Linked DNA regions of Homo sapiens: all the other regions are linked to region 1. Evidence: chromatin loops called from intact Hi-C (ENCODE). Cell type or tissue: heart right ventricle. All regions are shown on one strand.

Region 1 (5,000 bases):
GGGGTCCCAGCTAGTCAGGAGGTTGAAGAGGGAGGATCACTTGAGGATGCAGTAAGCTATGATCAAACCACTGCACTCCAGCCTGGGCAACAGGGCAAGACCCTGTCTCTCTTAAAAAAAAAAAAAAAAAAAAAAAAAGAAAACACAAACCAGATGAAATGTCCCTATTTACAGATCAGATAAAAGCAGTCCTACAGAGGCCCTTCATATTGTTTAACCAAATACTATTACATGATCCATATAAATAGACTCCCCTTTCCTGTGAAAACTGGGAAATAGAAGGTTGGTGGCAAATGAGATAATTAAACAATGAATGATGCAAATACTCACCATACCATTACTTTATAATTCATTCTGCTCGTTTGAGTCCACTCAGGGCTTAGGGAAGTGCAAAACAGTATCACATGGCAGATGATGTTGCCCGATGCTGGGACTGCATGTGAACTTCACAGCGGCCCCACGGGCCAAGCACAGGAAGAGGCGAGTCCCACTTCCGACTGCCACTCAGAAGGGGGATGAAAGCCCCCATCACGTGGCCCTCCGTGATCTGGTTTGCTTCTTTTTAGAAAAAGAAGGTGTGGCTAGGAGCGGTGGCTCACGTCTCTAATCCCAGCACTTTGGGAGGCCAAGGTGGGTGGATCACCTGAGGTCAGGAGTTCCAGACCAGCCTGGCCAACATGGTGAAACCCCGTCTCTACTAAAAAATACAAAAATTAGCCAGGCGTGGTGGTAGGTGCCTGTAATCCCACCTACTTGGGAGGCTGAGGCAGGAGAATCGCTTGAACACGGGAGGCAGAGGTTGCAGCGAGCCAAGATCGCGCCACTGTACTCCAGCCTGGGTGACAGAGCAAGACTCCATCTCAAAAAAAAAAAAAAAAAAAGAAACAGAAGGTGTGATTCACTGAAGCCTCATTTTTGCCTGGCTCTTTTGCTCTTTATGAATTTACATTTTGAGGCACTAAAGGAAGTCCAGTATAAATTTAGGCCTCAGTAGAAAGATAGAAGACCTCTTCCCATGCTAACCCAGCCAGCCTCTGTGGCCTCTGCTTTGCTTAGGAAACTTTCCATGCTCCCTGTCTCCAGAAGCCCGGGGATTCTTTGGCTGACTCCAAGTGCCCTGTGCATGGGTCTCTTGGCTAACGGGGGTTGACTGCTGCCAGCTTGGTTTTTTATTCCGCTTCATTTATCCTCCCAGGTTCAGGTCTGACTGTAGCTCATCCATTATTTGGGCCAGCTTGGGGCTGACAATGCCCAATTTTAAAAAGGAAGGCTTGGTCTGAGCAGGAAGGCCAGGCAGACTCACCTCGTGGAATGGACGTAGTGGGGACTCCGGACCCGCAGGTCTGGCGTGGACGGCATGCTGGACTGGGAGTTCCAGTGCGGGAGGCCGCGGATGGGGCTGTTCTGCAAGGAGTTGCTTCCTCCGCCGGCTTCCGCACAGCTTCCTGTGCTGGGGAAGCGCTTGTGGCTGCTGCAAAGCCAAGGATGCCACGTGGTCACCGCCAGACAGACAGCACCTTTCCTGGGGGGCTGGCTAGTTCAGGACAATGATCCCAGCATGTGGGGAAAGCTCGCCCGTGACTCCCACCTCGCTTGGTCAGACCTCTACTGTGGTTCTCAGCCTTTCCCCAGCAGGGGGTATGCCCTCCCCCCTCCCAACCTAGGCAATATGAGAGGAAAACCCTGGTCAGCCTTCTCTGTGTCAGGCAGTGTGACGGTCCTGCCCTTACAGTTTTTGTTTTCCAAGAAACAAATATTTACCTGTCCTGGCACCCCCCTTGGAGCTTGGTAGGGTGATTAAAGGAAATGGGAAAAACAGAGAAGCAGACCGAAAATGCCTTCCCCCCCAAAAAAAACCTCCCTACAAAGTCAGCCCGGTAATGAGCTGATAATACACAGCTTGGATTACAGCTGCTTGGCTGGAGAATTCTGCTGGATGAGGGGGTAGAGTTCTGAACCACTCTGCATTTGCTCCGAGTGGACTTTCACTTGCTATTTCAGAATAGCGCTGCCTGAGATTTCCTAATTAATTCCTCTGGAATTTAACAGCATTCAAACCATCTGCCATCACGTTGATTGTGGGCCAAAGCCCCAATTTCTCTGAGTCACAAAAATGTACCTCAACAGTGTCGGCAGCAGAGGGCGCTGTGAGCACGGCCCCGTGAAAGGCAAACCCCACGGGGAGGAACTAGGTTGATGTGGATTTTGTCACCGTGGATGCTACTTGGGACGGCCCTTTGATTCTTCCAGAGCATAGAGGGAGGCCTCATTTGGCCTCATTCACGATGCAGCTCACCTGGAATGGCTGTGAGAGGAGCGCTTCTTGACCTTCTCATAGGGTTCATCTAAAGAGGACTCACTCCACATTTTGGGCTTGATGGGTGACTTGTCATAGTCGTTGCGGTGATAGTGCATCTGTCGGAGTCCCTCCAGGGACTGGGGAGGAGGAGGCCTGTTGTGCGACGGTGGCCGAGGAGGGAGTCCCTTGTGAGGAGAATGTAGGGGGGATATTGTGCTGGTAACCTGAGAGTCTTCTGCACAAAGACAGGAAGAGAGGAACTGAGCCCCGGTCATCCTTCCCACAGGCTGAGACAGAACCCCTACACCCCTCCACCCGCACCTTGGAGCCACACAGCCAAACCCACACCTTCACCCCTGTGATGAGAAACCCTGAAACTCTTCCCCAGTTGCCAAGACAAGTCAAGACGAGTCAAACCAAACCAGGGCAAGCCAAACCTCCACTGCAGGCGGGATTGCATGGGAAGAGATGCGTCACTTTTGATTAGACACGAATGGAGTGAAGTCTGAACGTCATTAAATACCACCAACAAATGACTGCTTCACACTAAACAGCAAAATGTAGTTACTGCTGTAGTGCTAAGTTGTCTTTCAACAGATGCTAAGCATCTGATTCACTGTGGGAGGGTCTGAGTTCTGGGAGAGTTTTGTCTGTTTCATCTGCTGCTAGATCCTCAGCCGACACATAGTAGGTGCTTGATAACCATTGGTTGGAGAAGAAAAAATGAATGAGGGTCTATATGTCCATTGTAAATACCTGCTGGGTGGATCGGGTGTCTACTCTGCTTTTTTCCCCCAGAGCTGTGTTTATTCTCTTTTAATCTCTTCCTCTATATTTTAATTTTGAAACTGCCTTAACTTTTTTAAGGAGATGAGCTACAAAGATTATGTATTAATAAATGATTCCCTGCCTCCAGGAAAGAAATGATCTAACACGTCAGTGCGCTAGAGGACTTTCAGAAAAAGCAAATTCAGTGAGTCTAGGAGGTGCTGTGGGAGAGGCTGGTCTTGAAGGGGCTTGAGCAGTGGGCAGGCAAAGAGGAGGAGGAAGGAAGGGCTTGAACCAAAGTGTGGAGGCCCTGAGGGCAGGGTACCAGCTGCAGGCACATCTGGCCAGGCAGGGGCTGGTGAGGAGGGGCAGGGGGAGTAAGGGCAGAGCTCTGGCCAGCACAGCCGCCTTCTGTGTGCACCATGTGAGCCAAGAGCCCGACTGATGGGGGCCTGGAATTCCGAGTTGAGATTTTGAAAAGCCACAGGAAAACTTTGCGATGTCTTAAGCACGGATGCGTCGGAGTGAAAAATCCTGTTTTAGAACTATTCACCTGGCAGTGTTCTAAAACTAGAAAGGAAGGGAGAGAGACTAGAGAGGGGGATGAATGAGGACTTCAGGCTAGGGCAGGTCAGCATTGAGAAGAGAGAGGAGGGAACGATTCAGGCTTCACAGGGAAGGCAGACATGGGAGGTGGAGGGGAAAAAAGCACAGAAGCAAACCTTACAACCAACCAACTACCATTCACTTGCCCCTAAATCCATTTCCAGCGACTTGTTTCACAGCCTAATTCTCAGTCCCCCAGCCGTGGACACCCACTATGCACCCACTCCTCCTTTGCCCTCAAATCAGTAAAGGAAGAGTCCCCAGAAAGAGACCCTGCAGTGGGACTGTGGCAAAAGGATGTGCCGACACCTGTGAGGAAGTCCAGGGGTCTGCATCTGGAACACGGGGAAGAAGCTGGAATCACGGAATGATATCTCAAAATTACCCCGTGACATTACCTATTGCTCCAGGCACCCCTCTACTACCAAGGAATCTCTCAATTTTTCTTCCCTTTCCAGGGGAGACTGGGATACTCAGAGGCCAACCGCAGGGCTGGGATCTCTGATGCTCAAGCCCCCCATTTCCTTGTAGCCCAATGGCGTCCCCGGCTTGTAATGAAGCAGACAAATATATTCCAATCTGATTTCTAATAGCACAGCCAAGGTGACTGGGTAAATAATCCGCCAGACTTTCCTCACATCAAGAGCAATCATTATTATTATTGCAATTATCATTATTACTATGACTAGTGTGGACCTTTCATGCTTTCCATCTGAACAGCCACTTATCACTGCCTGCCTGAGGTTTCCATACAGGGCAAAAAAATTAACTGCCACTTAATATATTTCCATATAATTAATGTACCCGCCTCCCAGTACGATGGTTAAACATCCACAGGAGTATTCTCACATGGTTCTGGGTTTGGAATTCTTTCTTCCCCGACGTATGGTGGTGATGGGGGTTGGGGGAGGGATCAGTTCTGTTTTTTTAAGAATTTCCCAAGAAAATATCCTAACTGCCAGGTTTTAAGAGTTCAGTGGGAAATAATAAGACAGTTTTCCAGCCTGAGTGTGTATCTACTGGGATATCTCCCCTCTTACTTTCACTACTGTCTTGGGAAGCAACAGAGGGTGTGTTCCATTTCTTCTCACGATCCTTACACTCTCCTAGTGGGTTTCAATCTTTGATTTGTGATCTAAATCAATTTCTACCCTTTTCTTTTAGATACCATGAATACTCAAAAGGAAGCTATGCCTAGTGTGTAGATTCTCTGTCTAGCTAAACGTGGTTTTGGGCCAGGTATGGTGGCTCCTGCCTGTAATCCTCCCAGCACTTTGGGAGGCCGAGGTGGGTGGGTCGCTTGAACCCAGGAGCAACATGGCAAACC
Region 2 (5,000 bases), 300 kb after region 1:
AAATTCCCCTTCCAGCACCATCAGGGCCCTGCAGACCCTGGTGTCACCATCCATGCATGGCAGCAGTGCCCTATGCTCTGTGGCTGGCAGCCTGTGTGAGTTATTGGGGTCATCATCACAGCCCTGCCAAGGCAGCACCTGCAGTTCATCTCAGATCCACTGGCTTGGGTTCAAAACCCCGTACCAAACCCTTTCAGAGTGCTGGTGTTTGGTGCAGGGTCTTCTCTCAAACCCCTCTCTCATGTTACACTTTTAACTTGCGATGCATTAGATTGTAAGTGGGCTAGAAATTATCGGCACATTATCTTTAAAAGCAATATGGATTTTCTTCTAATAAAAGCCATTCACTTCAATTCTTTTAGCCATGGACACAATTTTCTTTCTTAGGGCCAGTTTTTCAAATGTCACAGACTACTAACAAAGCATACCTCATATTCAATTGTCTATGGTAAGGTAGTCTTCCAACTCTTCCAACCCCATGTTAATAATTCTGCTTTTTTTTTTTTTGAGACGGAGTATCACTCTGTCACCCAGGCTGGAGTGCAGTGGCTCAATCTCAGCTCACTGTAGCCTCTGCCTTCCGGGTTCAAGCGATTCTTGCACCTCAGCCTCCAGAGTAGCTGGGACTACAGGCGCTCACCACCACGTCCAGCTAATTTTTGTATTTTTAGTGGAGACGGGGTTTCGCCATGTTGGCCAGGCTGGTCTCGAACTCCTGACCTAAAGTGTTCTCCCTGCCTCAGCCTTCCAAAGTGTTGGGATTACAGGTGTTAGCCACTATGCTTGGCCTAATTCTGCTCTTAAATGCCATTTGATGATGGGTGATCCATCGTACTCCTAATCCAAGTCACTGAAGTATCTGGTGGCTACATGGACTACCAATACAGCAGGGTGGAGGAGATTCCCTCTGGCCCTGGGCATTTCTTTTCTGCAGATGAGCTGCAGTACTAGTCCTCAGGCCTTTGCATATGGCTAGAAACCAACCCTTGAAGTCTGGGGCTACAGTTCCCTCCTTAATGAAAAACACATTGTAATACCAGAAGTGGCGCCTGATGGCAAGCTTATTTGCCAACGTGGAGCCAGTGCCCTGCCGGGGTCTACTTTGTTTTGGAATTTCTAGCGTATTAAAGGCCCTAAAGAGAAACTGTGTTCCATATGTGGAGATAACCAGCCTTCCAGAAAAGCACAATGAAAAGGAAGGTGGGGCTGTGAGTAGTCAATGCTGAGAGAAAGGGAAAGACATTATTAGAATACATAAAGCAGTATGTATGAGGAATATTCCGGTATTTTCCAGTTTCTCCCATTCTTGGCTTGAAATCGGTTATGCATGTGAAAAACACCCAGGTGGCTTTTATTTTACACCCTTTCAAATTCATCTCTACAGTTGTTGCAAAGGGATCTTCCTAGAAAGGCAGATTCCCAGGAGTACTTCAATACTGAGTAAAATACTAATAATGAAATACTACCATTTACGGAGCACCTTGTTTGTGCTATACAGTGTGCTAAGTGATTTAGGTAGAATTCTTTTTTTTCTTTTTTTCTTTTGTTTTTTTAGACAGAGTCTCACTCTGTCACCCAGGCTGGAGTGCAGTGGCACACTCTTGGCTCACTGCAAACTCTGCCTCCCAGGTTGAAGTGATTCTCGTGCCTCCGCCTCCTGGGTAGCTGGGACTGCAGGCATGAGCCACCACACCCGGCTAATTTTGTACTTTTAGTAGAGATGGGGTTTCGCCATGTGGGCCAGGCTGGTCTTGAACTCCTGACCTCAAGTGATCAGCCTGCCTTGGCCTCCCAAAGTGCTGGGATTACAGGCATGAGCCACTATGTCCAGCCTTATGTAGGTTCTTTATCTCTAGAAGAAACTGATTTTGACCCCGTTTAACAGAAGACAAAACTGAGGCTCAGGACAACAAAGTTGCTTGCCAAGTCCATGCACGGGTAAATGGTGGAGTTGGAGTATGGACCTGTGTCAGTCTGACACTGAAGTCACCAAGGCTCATCTTGTGTACGCCATGATGCTAATCTAAAATTTCTAGCAAAGGGAAAAGAAAATAATTGTGGATGTATGGCTGTGTATTTTTCTGAGCGGCAGAGAAAACTGTTAGTTTACTAGACAATTAAGCAGTGAGTACTAAGATTCAAATGAATCGACTTGAATTTTCCAGCAGCATTAAGATTTCATAAAACAGCAAGAGGTTGGATGACAAAACAAAACAAATGGGCTACTCCCTGGTGTTGGCCCTTAGCAAAATCCTGGGAAGGGGGAAAGTGTAGACGTTGAGCATTTTTGAAAACTGAGATTCACAATAAGTTCCACATTTGTTCTGATCCTCCCTCCAGCCCCCACACTGGGCACTTTCTCAAGGCCTGAGAACTGGGTGTCTGCTTGTCCAGAACATTCTTGCTAAATAATTGGCTTAGAAAGTCGTGAAAGGCGTCAGTGGCTCTGAACCACGGGGAAACCCAAACAGTTTATGAAGAACAAGATCAGCCCGCCTTCTAGTGGATGGCTCCGACTCCGCAGAGCTATGTGTGGAAAGGCAAAGCCGGCCTTGAAGCTGAAACTTTCAACAAACAGGCAGAGACCTTAGGGAGGTTACAGTGTGCCAGTGTTTATGTTTCTGCATCTAACCCTTCCTTTTTGTTTTTTGTGAGACAGAGTTTCGCTCTTGCTGCCCAGACTGGAGTGCAGTGGTGCAATCTGGGCTTACTGCAATCTCTGCCTCCCGGGTTCAAACAAGTCTCTTGCCTCAGCCTCCCGTCTAGCTGGGACTACAGGCATGCACCACCATGCCCGGCTAATTTTTTGTATTTTTAGTAGAGACAGGGTTTCACCATGTTGACCAGGCTGGTCTCAAACTTCTGACCTTAGGTGATCCACCCGCCTCAGCCTCCCAAAGTGCTGGGATTATAGACGTGAGCCACCACGCTCAGCCATACCCCTCCTTTTTGATTAGCACTTTATCATAAACAGAGTCCAGAGAAAAAGGAGGAAGAGTAAAAATCCTCCTTCGCTAGAGAAAGCACAGTGTCTCAAGATTTAGAATCTAGCTGGCAACTGGGAATCTTTGGTGTTATTTCTGCGAGCAATGTGAATTCATTGGGTTGAACAAATGGCTAGCCCTTTTTGCATTTTCAGTTTTCCATTCCATTTATTCTTTATTGTGTCCTTGTATCTTTCTGGCCCCTAAAACTCGCTCACTCACTCCTTTTCTTTCTCTCTGTACTGTAAGCCACTTACAAAGTTGATTACATACGGCGACTAGGAACCCACCGCTCTTTCCCCACACCTTTCCCTTTGCTTGCCTTTTTTCTTTTTTTGAAAACCCTCCCCTCTCTAAGAGCCTATGTAAACCCTGCCTGTTCTTCAACTTCCTCCCTAGATCCTGCTCTCGGCACAGCTTGCTTCTTCCTCTGAAATCCAGTGGTATTTCTTGTCGGGATTTCTCACCTGGCCCCATACGCTACTGCAGTACATTGCTAGTTATCTCTTTCCTACTTAGGCGAGTGATTTACCTAGCTATTCTGAAAGGTGCAGCAAAGACTGTCTCCTATCCTTTTGTGTTTCTTTCTCGTTATCAGCACACCAACTGGCTTCTAACTCATTAAAGATTGCGTGATTGGAATGTAAAACAGTCGCGTGAACAACAGCCATGACCATTGTTTTTTTTTTTTTTTTTTTTGGAGACGGAGTCTCGCTCGTCGCCCAGGCTGGAGTGCAGTGGCGCGATCTCGGCTCACTGCAAGCTCCGCCTCCCGGGTTCACGCCATTCTCCTGCCTCAGCCTCCTGAGTAGCTGGGACCACAGGTGCCCGCCACCATGCCTGGCTAATTTTTTGTATTTTTAGTAGAGACGGGGTTTCACCGTGTTAGCCAGGATGGTCTTGATCTCTTGACCTTGTGATCCGCCCGCCTCGGCCTCCCAAACTGCTGGGATTACAGGCGTGAGCCACCGCACCCGACCAGTGTCTTTCTTTCTTTCTTTTTTTTTTTCCCCGCTCTTCTTGCCCAGGCTGGAGTGCAATGGCATGATCTCGGCTCACGGCAACCTCCGCCTCCCAGGTTTAAGCGATTCTCCTGCCTCAGCCTCCCGAGGAGCTGGGATTACAGGCATGCACCCCCACGCCTGGCTAATTTTATATTTTTAGTAGAGATAGGGTTTCTCCATGTTGGTCAGGCTGGTCTCGAATTCCTGACCTCAGGTGATCCACCTGCCTCGGCCTCCCAAAGTGCTGGGATTACAGGCACGAGCCACCGTGCCCAGGCTATTCTGCTTTTTACAATTATAACCAGTCTAGACAATTATAACCAATCTAGTTTCTTTGGATGGTTGAGATGTAGTCTTGATGGAAGAGAAGGGATTACATTGGACTAAGTTAACAATTTTCCCCAGCACTCTGAGTATTTTATTCTATGAAATGGCTTAAATATGGGAATTTTATTGGACAGCCTTGGCTGGGATTCTCAGCAATGGGCACTTGCAAGTATGAGAATCCCTTCTCAGTAAAAGTCCCCTCTCCCTGCAACAATGATCATCAGAGAATGTCTATCCATATTCAAAAGCTGTGAGTGGGCTAGGTGCGGAGGGTCACACCTTGTAATCTCAGCACTTTGGGAGGCCAAGGCAGGCAGATCATGAGGTCAGGAGTTTGAGACCAGCCTGACCAATATGGTGAAACCCTATCTCTACTAAAAATATAAAAATTAGCCAGGCGTGGTGGCGCGTGCCTTTGGCCCCAGCTACTTGGGAGGCTGAGAGAGAAGAATTGTTTGAACCCGGGAGGCAGAGGTTGCAGTGAGCTGAGATTGTGCCACTGCACTCCCCTCCGGGTGACAGAGCAAGACTGTTTCATAAAAAAAAAAAAAAAAAAAAAAAAAAAAGCTGTGAGTGATTTTTTTTTTTAGATTTGTAATCATCAGGTGACAGGTTCATTATTCTTCAAAGACCTTTTAGAGGAGGGTGTTTTAGACAATGGCCAGGTTGTGTCATGACAGCTGAG
Region 3 (5,000 bases), 120 kb after region 1:
ATGCCAGTATCCAAACATTTTACTTCCCATATGCGCTTTCTCTGGATTGATTGCAGGATGTTCTCCAGCGAAACAATGGTGTAAAACAAAAAACAGGAAGACTCCGGATCCGGGAAAGAGAGGACCCAATACAGAACGAGGGAGAAGGAAAGACCCTGATGGGGATGCGGCATCCCGGGTTGAGACTCTGCATGAGACCAAGTCCAGGCTGGAGCAGGAGGTTGGAGGAGTCTAAGAGGGAGGTCCTGGAAAAACAACAGCAGTAGCAGCTGCCACAGCAACCAAAATCAAACCAAAGAGGAACGAGAACTACCCGACGTAGCTGGAAATTAATATTGGTAGACATCTGAGAATCTGTAGGAACTTTTGGGAGAAAAGTGAAGGGTATGTAGTAACTAAATAAGTGAAAGCAAGGCAAGTATTCCCTTTGGGTAAAACAATGGGTTGTCTAAAAAACGAGCTGCAACCACAGGATACTACTTGGATTAGTCACGATAATGTCATGCTTATGACTACGGCTTTAAGCCAGAATTATGCTATCACCATACTAAGAAAATGGAAAAGGAAATAAAATGTGGGTGGTTATAATCTAAATCTACATCCTTATTTTTTTTTTCTTTGTGACAAAGTCTCGCTCTGTCCACCGGGCTGGAGTGCAGTAGTGTGATCTGGACTCTTGGACTCACTGCAACCTCCGCCTTTGGGGCTCAGGCAATCCTCCCACCTCAGCCTCCAGAGAAGCTGGGACTGCAGGCATGTGCCACCACACCCGACTAATTTTTGTGTTTTTTGTAGAGATGGGATCTCACTAGGTTGCCCAGGCTGGTCTCAAGCTCCTAAGATCAAGTGATCCTCCCACCTCAGCCTCCCAAAGTGCTGGTATTATAGGTGTGAACCACTGTGCCTGGCCGTCTTCATCCATTTTTAACAGGAATTCAACAACCTAAAAGTGAATCAATCAAGGAATAATGCCCTGTGTCAATTATTTATCTATATGGAGGCAAATACTAGAAGAAACAGCTAAAACTGTTGCAAGTGGCAGGAGTTGCAGGGAGGAAGCTGTTTGTCATAATCAGCCTTGTGGAACCATTTGACTTTTAAATGATGTCATCTATTACTTTGATAGAAACAAATATTAATACTTTAAAAAGTGAATGAAATTGAACTTTGAAAAAGCAGAAATAAGCGGCTTATTTTACCTTGACAACTTAGATTTTAACATACAGTAGGAACCGTTCCCCAAGAGACAGGGAGGGAGCAGATACTAAACCTACGCTGGGTAAACCCAGGCATCCGGGTATCAGCATCGGGATGGGTTATCTGGGTCTAACACTACCCTCTGGGCTCTTCAAGGTCCCCAAAGCACCAGGGGGCTGTGTGGGTGGCACAAAGAGAATCACAGCCAAGAGAAAAAAACTCGGGTCTAAATCCAACGAGCTAATCACATGCCTGGCATGGGACTAAGAACTTTGCATGCTTTATCTCACTGAATCTTCCCAAGAAGGTTGTGGTTAGAGCCTTATAACATCCTTGCTCAATTAGAGAGGAAAGGGAAGCTTGGAGACGTTACAGGAGGTGCCCACATTTATCCCTTTTACCAAGGGGCATGCCTGGGAAAAGAACCTGGGTCTGCCCGGCAGCAAAAGCTGAACTGTCAACCACTCAGCAGTGCCTTTCATGATCTTTACACTGACACAGGTTACACAGGCTATCCAGCCATCCCCCAGTCCTTTGTCTCTGAGTCACTTAGCCTCTCTGTACCTACTTCCTCCTCTGGAAAGCCAGCGATTCTCGCTCCATCTCACGCAGAGATGCTGAGGCTCAAATATCATAGTATATATAAAAAATTTAAATGGCAATTTGTACAAATGAAAATATTATTCTTGATCACAGGAGGGAGACAGGGGGCCTTGGGATGCGACTTGGTCTCCTATATCAACTTGAAAGATGCTGTCCCTTGGTCATTTGTGGTCATTTATGTGCCCAAGCCCAAGGAAAGATTTTGAGAAGAGAGGGCTGGGTTCTGGAGTGACATTCAGCATGTGGGCTGATGCTGTCGGGACCTTGAACCTAAATGTGGCTGGCTGCAAAGGTGTCATCACCTCCACTCAGGGCATCTGTAGTATTTAGTTCTGACATTTATTCTTTTTAATTTTCCCTGAATCGCAAAGTCCTAGGCGTGCATGATGTTCAGAGGCCTTCAGTGCCAGCTCAGCATTTGGGACAAGACAGTACTGAACGCAACTCCTCTCCCTTTCCCCAAGCGTCTGCCCAAGTAGGCTTTGGGTCAATTTTTTTTTTTTTTTTTTTTTTTTTGAGACGGAGTCTCGCTCTGGCACCCAGGCTGGAGTGCAATGGTGCGATCTCGGCTTACTGCAACCTCAGCCTCCCGGGTTCGCTCAAGCAATTCTCCTGAGTGAGCCTCCCGAGTAGCTGGGATTACAGGCGCCTGCCACCACGCCCGGCTAACTTTTGTATTTTTAGTAGAGATGGCATCTCACCATGTTGGTCAGGCTGGTCTCGAACTCCTGACCTCTTGATCCACCCGCCTCTGCCTCCCAAAGTGCTGGGATTACAGGCGTGGGCCGGGGACAATTTTTTACTTGCCCTGCTGGAGAGTGATTTCGCGGATTCAGCCTTGCCATGCATTTACTTCGCTGCCCAAGGCTGCCACCTGGTGGAGACTGCTCACCTTTCATTTCTGAACTTGGTTTCAAAGCGCTTTCACATTTATTTAAAAAAAAAACCTGATACTCTTACAATCTGTATGTAAGTTCAGTATTATTATTTCCACTTTATAATGAGAAAGTGGGGTCTTAGAGGAAAGAATCTAAAAGTACCTGGAACTGCATTATGGTATCTTTTCCCTCCATTCGGCAAAACCCCAAAATGCTGTCCTCTTAGTGTGCTGGGTTTGAGCCCAGTTTAAGTCCTGGCTCAGCAACTGTCCCAAAATGAGGTCTTTTCACAGAACTGAATTTGATCATTACCAGGCCCTCCGTTATTCTGAACATTTGTAATTGGTGGAACTATTCTGTGCAGTGAATGTGTTGAGGTAGTTACAGAAGGAAAGTGATGGCTGATACTACCATTCCAACGTGTGTGTGTGTGTGTGTGTGTGTTTGTGTGTGTGTTAAGGTTTAATGGGTTTTTGCAATCCCTAGGGCCTGAGTTTAATTACATTTTAAAATCCAGGCAGCGGTATCTCCCTAGACTCCTTTGAATCCATCCATCGAACACCTCACAGACAAGCGCACGAGGAGAGCCTCCCTCCAGGGTGCACCATAGCCTGGCCATTCATTAGGCATGTGATCTCATCTTCATTCACTGGGAAAACAGGGATAAAAGGCTGCATCTATCTCTTGGGTTGATGGGTGCAGCAAACCATCATGGCACATGTATACCTATGTAACAAACCTGCACATTCTGCATGTGTATCCCAGAACTTAAAGTATAATAATAATAAAACACTTTTTAGAAAATTCAGGACACTCTGGGCTTTACATTTATTTATTTATTTATTTAAAAAAAGAATTGGCTGGGTGTGGTGGCTCATGCCTGTAATCTCAGCCCTTTGGGAGGCCAAGGTGGGTGGATCATGAGGTCAGGCGTTCGAGACCGGCCTGACTAACACGGTGAAACCCCATCTCTACTAAAAATACAAAAATTAGCCAGGTGTGATGGCTGGTGCCTATAATTCCACCTGCTCAGGAGGCCGAGGCAGAGAATCGCTTGAACCCAGGAGGCAGAGGTTGCAGTGAGCCGAGATTATGCCATTACACTACAGCCTGGGCTACAGAGTGAGACTCCATCTCCAAGAAAAAAAAAAAAAAGACTTATTTAATCTTCCATCAATGTTCTGACAACCAAGAGAAAATTCCTTACTGAGATCACAGGAATGGCTAAACCCATCAAATCTTCACTTGAAAGTTCTCTGGTTTGTCCATCTGGAATTTGCCCTGACTGAATGCACTACCCTTAAATTCCTTAGTAGAACTTTTATTCTAACTAATCCTCACACTTCAGGACTTCAGACGAGTCCCTGACATTTTACCCAGGTAAGAGGTAGAACTTAAGCTGTGAATTCAGAAAAACATCTGTTAATTTGCTTTCTGTGGCCCTACATTAGTCAGCTGGTGTATACCTCAAACTCTTCCGCTTCTTGTTAATTACATTTTTAGAGTAAGGGGAAATCCTAGGTTTAGTATTATTTGATTTATTTCAAGGTAGAATGCATTTTGGCCTCCAAATTAATTACCATCAATAAACTTATGCAAAATTCACTCTCAAAAAAAAAAAAGCAGTGTCTATCTCAAAAGGCGTTGTGAAGACTCAGTTAAACAATTCACATAAAGCACTCAGCAACAAGCCTACACATCATGTGAACTTTGTAGGAATGAACCGTTCTTGTCTATTACTGTTAATGAGCAGCCCTAAGGGGGTGTGACGGAGATTGCATTCATGAGACATTCATTGCATTCGTTATGTGCATGCCGGGGGTAGCCAGTGGAGTGGGTGTTTCTTTTTTAAAATGTTCTTTTAGGGCCGGGCAAGGTGGCTCACACCTGTAATCCCAACACTTTGGGAGGCCAAGGTGGATGGATCAACTTGAGGTCAGGAGTTTGAGACCAGCCTGGGCAACATGGCAAAACCCCATCTCTATTAAAAATACAAAAACTAGCCAAGCGTGGTGGTGCACACCTGTAATCCCAGTTACTCGGGAGGCTGAGGCGGGAGAATCGCTTGAACCTGGGAGGCGGAGGCTGCAGTGAGCTGAGATTGTGCCATTGTACTCCAGCCTGGGCAACAGAGTGAGACTGTGTCTCAAAAAAAAAAAAAATGTTCTTTTAGTCGCAGTTCCTAACCTCAGTGATATTCCGCAAGTCCATCTTCCCCGGGAGGAGGTGTGTGCTGTAAAGGGGTGTAGGCATTTTGGGTCATCCCACAAAAGGAGACACTACAAGCTTATGGAGCAATTGGATACAGGACAAGGGGCTGTC
Region 4 (5,000 bases), 430 kb after region 1:
ATGGTCTCGATCTCTTGACCTCATGATCCGCCCACCTTGGCCTCCCAAAGTGCTGGGATTACAGGCGTGAGCCACCGTGCCTGGCCCATTCTTAGTTTTCTTACTTGGGTATTTTTCCCTGTCTGCCTCAGGGAAATGAGGAAACCAATAGAAGCTTGGCACTTATTTACTTTTCAGTTAGTATATGATGTGATTTATTAAATGTATCTTTAAGTCTCCAACTGGAATCACCCATGTTCTTAACAACTTAGGTTACTCCTTTCAAGGAAATGAACATATTATTACAAGCACAGCCATTCTGGAAAATACAACTGTCCACTACATATAGAAACTTGGCCTCAGATGATTGTGTCTTCTTAGCAAGGGACAGTTTCTATTCCCCTGAACCCCACCTCACAGCTCTGGATGACATGATTGAAGCTAAGGCAAGGTCATTTTCTACCCCGACTCAAATCTCTCTTACAGCAAGTTAACCAGGTGGGGCTTGAGTGGTCCCAAGCTTCACACTCCGAGTCAGGCAGGTTTCTTAGGTCTGCTCCCATACTGAACCGGCTACTAGGGGCACCTGACCACGTAGAACCCAACAGACAGTGACCGGGTAAATACTCAGCACTCGGGTTCTATTCTCCTATTGAATAAAGGCAGCATCAACCTGCCTATGGACAGTGATTGAAAGCATTTCACTCCAAATTGAGCTGCACACTCTGGTGTCTTCAGGCACAGCCAGGCATAGCCAGGACAGTTGGTTGCAACAGGACTGGGCCGACTGGGAGCCCAGTGAGGCAGGGCTGGGAATGGACTCTGTTGCTGGCCTTGGGAGAACACACAAGGGCAAAATGAGAAACTGGAGGTAGCTGTAATCCCTCTGATGTCAGGGACTGTGTCTTACTTCCACTGTGTCTTCAGTGCCCAGCTCGGAGTCTAGCACATAGTAACCTTCCATCAGTGTTCATTGAGTATAGACATCAGAGAAAGCTGGAGTTTGCAGGGGTGATCCTCATCGAAGGGATACATCGTGGTGACCCACTTAGTGGAGGACACTATTGGGGCCCTGGAGATGGTGATACTCAGCAATTCACAGGCATGTGGCTGGCACTCGAGGAGGGAGTCTGTCATCAAATAGGTGGGTCTCGGGACCAGGCTGGGATATAAAGGTGGGACTTTAGGCCTTGGAGACTCTGGCCACAGCAAGATAGGACTAGATGAGGTCAACTGCTCTCCAGAATGGGACTCAGGCCTAGGGGACAGCAGAGACCTAGGTATAGAGAAACAGCCAGGAATGCGGAGCAGTCCAGTCATGAGGACTGAAGTGTAAAGTCAATATGATTGGCCCAGTGATGCTGCTGTGCCCAAGAGCATTCAGCTGGAACTAGAGCTCCCTGCATCACTTCTGCTAAGGATCCAAGGCCAAGGCCAGGGTAGGGGGCACGGACGGGGATCACATGAGAGAGGGGAGGTACAGAGGCCGTGGAATGACTGTGCCTGCCTTCCTGATCCCAGCAAGGTGGGTATTTGCAGGCTGCCTGCACGGCTCAGCAGTTTCTGGAAACTGACTTTTCAGTTTATTTATGATTGTTTTCTTCCCCTCTGAACAAAGTGCATTTAGGTTAAAAACCAGGCAGCACATAAATAAACTAATTGGAAGTGTGTGCACTAAGATTTTAGTGTCTTTTAATAAATTCGAAATTTTAGAGTCTTCCCAAAGCAGAAGTAATATAGGATCCTAGGCTTTACCTGCTAGGAAAACATTGAGTTTAAAAGGAAGAAAAAGGGTTCTTCCTGGTTGAGAAAGGGAGATGGTGGTTATATGGAGAAATTAATCAAAGAATAATGACACTTAAATCCTTGACATAATCATGAGGTTCACTTGCCATCTAAAGAAAACACACACTCACAATGCTCACACCCACTCATACATAATAAAGGCTTTGACGGGATGAGTGGGACCTGCTTGTATGCACTATTTTCTGCAAAGAAAATATGTTTATGGACAATAAACAAATGTCTTTGATTTCAACCATATTATGAATAAAATTATCAGCAGAGTGCTAAGAGCAGATGGCATTTCATCATTTAATAGAGACTAGATATCCTGCTTAAAGCTGCAGTTTGTCTCTTATTAGTTACAAATGTCACAGCCCATGACTCTTAGAAGGAAGTTTACGACCCACAATTAGATATCCTAGAATGTTTAATTCTGCTTGCCTTTGAATTTCTTTTCAAAAGCAGCCCTCTTTCCCTCACTGTTCACTGCCACCTAGTGAATTTATCTGGGAAAGAAACCATAGCTGGGAAGAAGATGCTTTTTTAAAAGACAACAGCTTTCACCAGTGACTTGCCTTGTCAAATGATAATGGAGCAGGAGGATGGAGGCTTTTGCCGAAAAGGCCGTGGCAAGGACAATGAAATTCGACCCATCAGAGCAGAACACATTAACAAAGCCCCTGCCCGGGGGAAGCTTCTGGAAGGAGCAGCTCAGGTGAGCAACTTCTGACAGCTCTGGGCTTCTGATCTGACAGTCTGGTTCAAAAGAACCAAGGACTGTTCCCTTTGATTCCCCTTCGGTTGAACCCAAATGCCAGACGACATGGCGCGTTGCCCATCCTGGGCAGATGTTAAGGGCTTGGTATAGAGAAAGGGTGCGTGGAATGATGAGGCCTGTGCAGGAGCCCCAGTCAACATGGAAGGCATCAAAACCGTGTTAACGAGACCCCCTGGGGGACGATCACAGAACTGAAGCAAGTGGTAATTAGAATGGAAATGTAATGATGTGCCGCTATCCTGCTATCCTGCTTCCCAACCCTGGTGTGGGCCAGTCTCCTCTCACTGTGAATGCAAAGGCTGTAGTCTCCTTTCAAACGCAGAGCAGCTTCTACCCAGGGTCACCCATGCTGTTCCTCCAACACCCAAACAGAAAACTGCAAGAGAGAGGTGGGCATGGTACTGATTCAGTGAGCCCTGCATGGCTCCATGTGGCCCTGCTGGAAAAATCCTGTCTGCTTCAGAAACCACCTTGCCTCTCTCTATTGGGCATGCAGTTGGCAAGAGTGATCTTTGGTGACTCTGTTCTGTCCAGGTTCTTTGCAAGAGCTGGAGAAGTAGATTGCTCAGGTTAGAGGTGTAATTAATACCTCTGCAGCCCCCCAGAAAGATGCACTGAAGATTTGCAGTGGCTACTGCCATTGGCCCATGTGTGTGTATGCATGCCAAGTGTGCATGTGTGGACATATGTGCATGTATGTATATCTATGCCTGTGTATGAATGTGTATGCTTGTGTGTGCCCATGTGTATGTATGTGGGTGTGTGTCAACCAAGAGTGTGGGGGGGAACCAAGAGATCCATACATCCATATGCATGGATGTATATCTGTGTGTGTGTACACATGTGCATGTGTGTGTATGAACATGAAGGAACTGAAGATTTTGAGTCTCTTATTGATGTGAATTGACTCTGAAGGGTGAGTTTTAACGCTGTGATAGTTAAGGGGAAACCAAGACAAAGAAACCAATGATTTTAATAACTAAATGAGGCCGAAATAAAACTCTAAGATTTATTTTTTTCACTCAGGAGACCACTGGCCATTCAGCTCATGACACTTCTCCCCACCAGCTCTTCAGAGTAAATGTTTCTCTCCCCAGGAACGAGTTCAAGTTTTAAAAGATTCTGCATGGGACTGCCTGGGTGCTTCCTGCTAGCCATCACTTTCATGCTCAGAATAGATGTGCCCCATTGCAAAAATGGCACTGTCACTTGGCACTGGGCCACTCACTGATTTGATGCCATTTTTATTGTAATTTACAGTTGTCGATTGAATTGGAAGGCTTGAACTATCCGTGGGGACATAAGCTATTAATATAACAATGCATAAAGAGCCGAAGCACCTCGCCGGGATACTGCAGTTTGAATTATTTTACATACGCACTTCTAAACGCACTCTCAACCTTAGCACTTTGCAGCCTGTGGGCCAGTGTTGCTCACTGCATCCATTTCTCCAAAATCATCATTCCTCTCCAGCACGCTGGATCGAATCCACGTTCAATAGGAAGCAATGAAACAAAGACCACATGTGCTGGTTTTAGCCCATATATGATGTGGCATATAAATAAGCATAGCTAACATGCTTTCCAAAACACGACCCACTTCTCCAGAGTTTAATCATGCTGAGGCCTCTTCCAGAGGGTGGGAGTCCCTTTCCAGGGCAAGTCCACACCAATAGAAATGGCCAGAGCACTCACTGTCCACGAATCAATAAAACCAGAAGATGAACAGGAAGACATAAGGAGCGCAAGTGGAAAACTGGAATGCTACAGTAATGCTCTGAATTTGGATCATATGTGCCCAGTTGTGAGAGGCTGTAAAAATAACCCTCGCCATCCTGTTCTTGGGGAAAAAAAGGCACCAAGCCTTCTGCTGTGATCAGGTTGTTCCCCTCCAAAATTCATATGTTGAAATCTAATTCCCAACACGTGGGTATTAAGAAGTGAGACTTTCGGGGCTGATTAGATCATGAAAGTGGAATCTTCACGAATGGGATTAGTGTCCTTATAAAACAGGCTGGAGGGAACCTGTTTGTCCCTTCTGTCATGTGAGGGCACATAGAAGGGACAATCTGTGAGAAACGGGCCCTCACCAGACACCAGATCTGCTGTTGCCTTGATCTTGAACTTCCCAGCCTCCAAAACTGTGAGCGATCAATTTCTGTTGCTTATAAACTACCCAATCCAAGATATTTTGTTATAGCAGCCTGAACTGACTAAGCCACCTGCTGAATTGACTTCTTTCCCTGGCAACAGTTATGGAGAGAGACTTCTGATCTCAAAATCCCACTCGATGTAGGGAGCTCAGATGTGAGTTCCTAACAGAAATCTAGGCAACTTTGGGGCAAATAATTACTTCTTAACCCAACTCTGCAAATAAGTAAGTTTTTCAATATTAGATAATTCACCCCAAAGTTACAAAACATAAATCACCTAAAGAGGGAAAGGTTGAAGCAGCTAAT
Region 5 (5,000 bases), 58 kb after region 1:
TTGAATTCGGGAGGCGGAGGTTGCAGTGAGCAGAGACGTGTCACTGCCCTCTGGCCTGGGTGACAGAGTGAGACTCCCCCCTCAAAAAAAAAAAAAAAAAAAGAAATGCTATGATTGTACACATTCCCCTCCGTCAATTACATACCAATATTATTGTTCAAGTAAAACATAAAAGTTATGAATACTTTGAACACATATCAGCACAAAGTACAGGTTTGTGTAATGTTTTTTTGAAAGACAACTCATATGGTGTCATGAGCATTGCAAAAACTGTTTTCTGTGAAATTGGATTGTTTACAATGCAAGGAGAAGTTGGACCCAGGGTCCCCATTCATTCGTTTGTGCTGGAGTTTGCTGTATTCTCTTTGGGGTTGTTTATTCCTAGTCTTATTGGCCAATTCCTCCGTCCACTGCAATCTTGACCAGAGTCAGTTTTGACCATTTTCCTGTTATGACTTCTAATCTCAAAACATTCACCCTGCGAAAAAAGTATCCCATTGTAAGATGACTCAGTCTTACACAGAACAGAGTGGGCTATAATGGGAACATATCAGGCCCTCCCAAATACCCAAACAATGACGGCAGATCACTGGCTTCCTAAATGGGTCTGAGGATGTCCTCCATCACTTGCACTGAAAGAGGCATCTATCTTCTTCAGAGATGGCCACACACCCAGCACAGGAGACAATGGCTAATTCTTCTCTGCAGCCAGGCCTAATGGAATCAAGATGTTCTTCCGGCCAATTGCGTCTTCCTCATTGTCAGACAACGCGAGCTCTAAATTGATTTGGTTCATTCAGTGACAGATACCCAGAGCACCGGGCCTTGACCCCTTAATGGATGGCCTCTTTTTAACCCATCAAAAACCTCTTAGCTTCCTTTGGCTTAAGAGTCATTACTAGGGGAAAAGGGAGAAAGAGGTTAACAAGTACTTGACAAGCCCATTGAGACGCAGGCCATTTTGTTTTTCTCCATTGGACTTGATTTCCTTGTAATTTTCTCCCTAGAGGCCTCTCTCTGTATTATTTTCTTGTGTGTATTTTGGCTTTTCTTGCAGAAAGACTTCACCATAAAGCTTTGATGAATGTAAATACTTTCAAGAGAAGCTGGAATTGTTTTTCCTTTCCTATCCTCTGCCCCCTGATGTAATTCCTTCCCTCCTCAGAGTGCCCCAAGGGACTGGCTGGGGTCAGTGGGTTGAATGGCTGAAGCTGTCCAGTGATTTGGAATATCTGGGTCTAGCTTTGGTTTTTCTAGCAATGAGCACTGTGACCCAGTGATGTGTGGCTTAACCTCTCTGTGCTCCAGTCTTTCCTTGAAAAAAAGCCAAGGCTAATTCTACCTGCTATGACAGACCTCAGTGGGATGCTTCAAAGGGGAATTAATCAATCTGAGAAATACTTGGTACATCTGGGGAGAAAATGATGGTAGGCCATTTCACCTGCTTTGGCCAAGGCATCTCTTTCCAGATTGGTGTAAAGTTATTTTTCTTAAAATTTTTTAATTTTTGAGATGGAGTCTTGCTCTGTTGCCCAGGCTGGAGTGCAGGGGCATAATCTCGGTTCAGAGCAACCTCTACTTCCCGGGTTCAAGCGATTCTCCTGCCTCAGCCTCCCGAATAGCTGAGATTACAGATATATGCCACCATGCCTGGCTAATTTTTGTATTTTTAGTAGAGATGGGGTTTCGCCATGTTGACCAGGCTGGTCTCGAACTCCTGACTTCAAGTGATCTGCCTGCCTCAGCTTCCTAAAGTGCTAGAATTACAGGCATGAGCCAACGCACCCGGCTAAATTTTTTTTTTTTTTTTTTTTAATCAGGGTTTGACTACTTTGGAGGACAGGCTTTAGGGAGAAACCTGTTGTTCTTGTTTTTTTTTTTTTTTTTTCCAGGGGTGGCGGGGGGGGTTGGCAGTTGGCATTTCTCTTATGCCTGCTCCAGCTCTATCCAGAGACGTGGCATCATAGAGACATCCCGATCTCCTCTGTGGAGGTCATCGGACTGTACGGAAGATGGGGATGGGATAGAAGAAAATGGACTGGCAACCAGCTCTGCAGGGAAATACAGGCATACACTCACAAGAAACACCGTGCTTTATCACCCATAACAAAAAGAAAACGAAATGTCAATACTCTGCCCTAGCGATATCTGTGCGAGGCAAAAAAAGAAAAAAGCAAGCAAGCAAACCAGCAAGGGCTTTGGCGTTTGGGAATAATTATTTAACAGCAGCTTGTTTGCACTTTGGAACACCTCGTGCTTCCAGAGCCGGCCCATCCTGCTGGGGAGGGGAGAGGTCCCAGCGCTGCTGTCTGGCAGACCTTGGTTTCGGTGGGCACCAGAAGCGAGGCAGATTGCTTGCTGCTGCAACTTCACGCGTGAGCTCCAGGCTCCCCTGGTTGGAAGGTGCCAGGGAGTGAGGCGGGTGAGCAGGCATCAGGCCAGGGGTTTGTGGTTTGCTTTTCAAGTCAGGCTGCTGCTGGGAGAAGGAACGCTTGCGGTCTCGCCAGCTGCTCTGCAATTGTGGCGGCAGCCAGCAGAGATAGGAGGCGGTGGGCCTGCCCCGCTCCAGCCTGGACTTTCCACTTGGAGGGCCTGACTTCTCCGCTTGACCCGAGACATGCAGGGGGCTGCGGCTGGGCCACGGTCTCTGCAGCTGGGGCCTTTCTCTCTACGGATCCTCTTGCGGGAGCAATTTGGTATCTGCTCTGCGAGGTTTCCTTCCAGAAAGAAGTGAGGACTTCAGATCTAGACTTTCTGTCTTTCCAGGAGGGCTGGTCCTATTTAGAGCTCTGCTCTTTCCCCCAGAGGACTTCTGCAGTGTGCAGATTGACTTGGGGAAACTGAATTGTGGGGAAGAGGAGGGGCGGAAGCAGAGGAGGAAGCTGAGGTGTCTACTCTGCAGCCTGCCTTAAACAACTTTCTTTTCACCAGGGCTATCCCAAGCCTCCCAAAATTCCCAGCCCTGGTCTGGGCCAGTTCTCCCAGATATTCATACACATACCTCTGCCAAAGCAATGATCATGTGGTGCCGTAATGGCTTTTATGCTCTAATGTCTTCCTCAACCAGACTCAAATTTCCTTGAGTATGTTTTCCTGGCACCTAGCATGTACCTGGGGGCATATTAGACACTCAATAGTTGTCTGTTGAGTGAGTGAATGAATGAATGAAGAGCTTTTTGAGATATTAGCTATTATGACAACTGAAGTTCAGAGAGGTTAAGTCACTTTCTCAAGGTCACACAGACGCCACATGGTGGGAGGTGACACTTGAGCCCTCCTCTGTCTGCTCGACTCCATGCTATTTCCACCATGTGAGGAACCTCCAGTGGCTGAACCCAGATATATTGTTAAAAATACATTTCTAAGCTGCAAGGGATGCGATAATAGGGAAATGGCAGTTAGAGTCAGCTCAAGGAGGGACAATGGTAAGAGCCACAGCCGAGGAGCCGTAGCCCTTCTTTCTGGCAGCTCTGTTAGAACTGAACTCTACTCTTCCAAGGTGAACTGGGGAAGTCTACGATTCCAGCAGCTCATGGTCTCAAACTGGAAGCCTACTCCCAACCTAGAGGTCAGATCTTTACAAATCATGTTGCCTAGAAATTGCCTCTGTCTGCTTGAGGTGGTCAAGAATGACCCCAGGCAGGTAGGACCCCGACTGTAACACCCTTGAGCCCTACTTGCAGGTGCCGATTCACAGCCCAAGGCGGGCAGGCAGAGTTGGGCACAGCATGTTCTGGCTGTGTAAGGTTTGGTGTTAAACAGGTTTACATTTTCCGGAAGGTCAGTTCAGCCTGGGCTTCCCCTCTGAATCAAACTCATTAAGAAGAAGGAGGGGGAAAAAAAGCCTTACACAGCTTCCTAAGTATTGGCTGGTTCAGCAGAAACAAGCTGTTAAAACTGGCCAAGACAAAGAGGTTACCAGAAGTCGACAAGCAGGGTTTCCCAACTGAACAGATCCTTAGAAGAAAGCAAAGAAGTCTAGATTAACCAGAATTATTCAAGGGTCTGCAGTACTCCAGCAATTCACTCAAGATATCCTCATTACTCTGTGTTCTTTTGGTGCTATGGACAAAAATAAAATCAAAGGAGAGCCCAGATGGGAGCAATTTTTATGCTTTTCATTTTTTCATCAGCAAACCTAAGCTGTAAAAAGCCAGTCCCTCTCCTCCATTCTCCTCCCAACTATCTTGCTCTCTACGTGGAGCTCTCTGCAACCCTTCCTTGGATGAGTTATATTCTTTTTTGAGACAGAGTCTTGCTGTGTCGCCCAGGCTGTGGTGCAGTGGGGTGATCTTGGCTCACTGCAACCTCCGCCTCCTGGGTTTAAGCAATTCTCCTGCCTCAGCCTCCTGAGTAGCTCAGACTACAGGTGCGCGCCAGCACGCCCAGCTAATTTTTGTATTTTTAGTAGAGACGGGGTTTCACTATGTTGGCCAGACTGGTCTCAAACTCCTGACTTCAGGCGATCCGCCCACCTCAGCCTCCCAAAGTGTTGGGATTACAGGCATGAGCTACTGCACCTGGCCCCAGTTATGTTCTTAAAGCATCAATCAATGAGGCCACTATCCACAGACATAAGGAGGAGTCTGTGAAATTAGCAGTGGGTCGCAAAAATGATTAGATATTCTGCTCCGGCAACTTTTATCCATTCAACAACCACGTGTTGAGTAGCTACCATGGACCTGGCACTGTGTCAGGCACTGAGGATACAGCAGTGTATCCTGCACATTCTTATGAAGGGAGAGGTGGGCAAATAAATAAGAAATAAATAAGAAAACTACGTGGTACATACAGTAAGTTAGAAGATAACAGGTTTGAAGCACAAATGGGAACCAGGGAAGGATAGGACAGGGTTTGCCACTGTTAACAAGGTAGCCAGGGAAGGTGTTGGTGAAGTGACATCGAGTCAATATCAGAAAGAAACCAGGGGCAAAGCTGGGCAGCTATGTGAGGGAAAAGGATGACTGCAGATACAGAAGTCAGGGGCGTCATTTGTGTGT

The links. A loop is a pair of places that touch in the nucleus more often than their neighbours do. Peaks named below come from ENCODE experiments on the same cell type or tissue, not always from the same donor. Only the 100,000 strongest peaks of a DNase experiment are listed, where the experiment ranks them.
Region 2: it touches region 1 in a loop (2.1-fold over the local background); 3 of 110 quality-filtered maps call a loop at or near these places.
Region 3: a loop joins it to region 1, with 8 times the contacts of the local background. A loop is called at or near these places in 107 of 110 quality-filtered maps.
Region 4: a loop joins it to region 1, with 2.4 times the contacts of the local background. A loop is called at or near these places in 19 of 110 quality-filtered maps.
Region 5: a loop joins it to region 1, with 2.0 times the contacts of the local background. A loop is called at or near these places in 27 of 110 quality-filtered maps.

The regions. Positions count from the first base shown.
Region 1 is chr10:13,658,020-13,663,019 of GRCh38, forward strand. It overlaps FRMD4A (FERM domain containing 4A), which reads right to left. Exons shown (of 25, transcript NM_018027.5): 20 at 2,297-2,534; 21 at 1,304-1,471. Among named protein-coding and RNA genes, the nearest start is that of PRPF18, 74 kb to the left of the region's middle. RefSeq lists enhancers at 2,249-2,298, 2,629-2,688. In heart right ventricle, a CTCF peak has its summit at 2,139 (motif pointing right); DNase peaks (open chromatin) are centred at 1,432 and 2,132; H3K4me3 peaks cover 533 bases; H3K27ac peaks cover 3,271 bases.
Region 2 is chr10:13,954,619-13,959,618 of GRCh38, forward strand. The region is part of intron 2 of FRMD4A (FERM domain containing 4A); the gene reads right to left. Among named protein-coding and RNA genes, the nearest start is that of FRMD4A-AS2, 34 kb to the right of the region's middle. In heart right ventricle, a CTCF peak has its summit at 2,504 (motif pointing left); a DNase peak (open chromatin) is centred at 2,443; H3K27ac peaks cover 1,141 bases.
Region 3 is chr10:13,775,501-13,780,500 of GRCh38, forward strand. The region is part of intron 6 of FRMD4A (FERM domain containing 4A); the gene reads right to left. Among named protein-coding and RNA genes, the nearest start is that of PRPF18, 190 kb to the left of the region's middle. In heart right ventricle, CTCF peaks have their summits at 2,671 (motif pointing left) and 2,874; a DNase peak (open chromatin) is centred at 2,641; H3K27ac peaks cover 33 bases.
Region 4 is chr10:14,091,647-14,096,646 of GRCh38, forward strand. The region is part of intron 2 of FRMD4A (FERM domain containing 4A); the gene reads right to left. Among named protein-coding and RNA genes, the nearest start is that of FRMD4A-AS3, 20 kb to the left of the region's middle. RefSeq lists an enhancer at 2,295-2,985. In heart right ventricle, a CTCF peak has its summit at 2,277 (motif pointing left); a DNase peak (open chromatin) is centred at 2,633.
Region 5 is chr10:13,715,823-13,720,822 of GRCh38, forward strand. The region is part of intron 12 of FRMD4A (FERM domain containing 4A); the gene reads right to left. All of the region lies in intron 2 of LOC105376426 (a long non-coding RNA gene), which reads left to right. Among named protein-coding and RNA genes, the nearest start is that of PRPF18, 130 kb to the left of the region's middle. RefSeq lists an enhancer at 2,573-2,622 and a silencer at 2,843-2,902. In heart right ventricle, no CTCF peak of the experiment used is centred here; a DNase peak (open chromatin) is centred at 2,469; H3K4me3 peaks cover 1,043 bases; H3K27ac peaks cover 4,428 bases.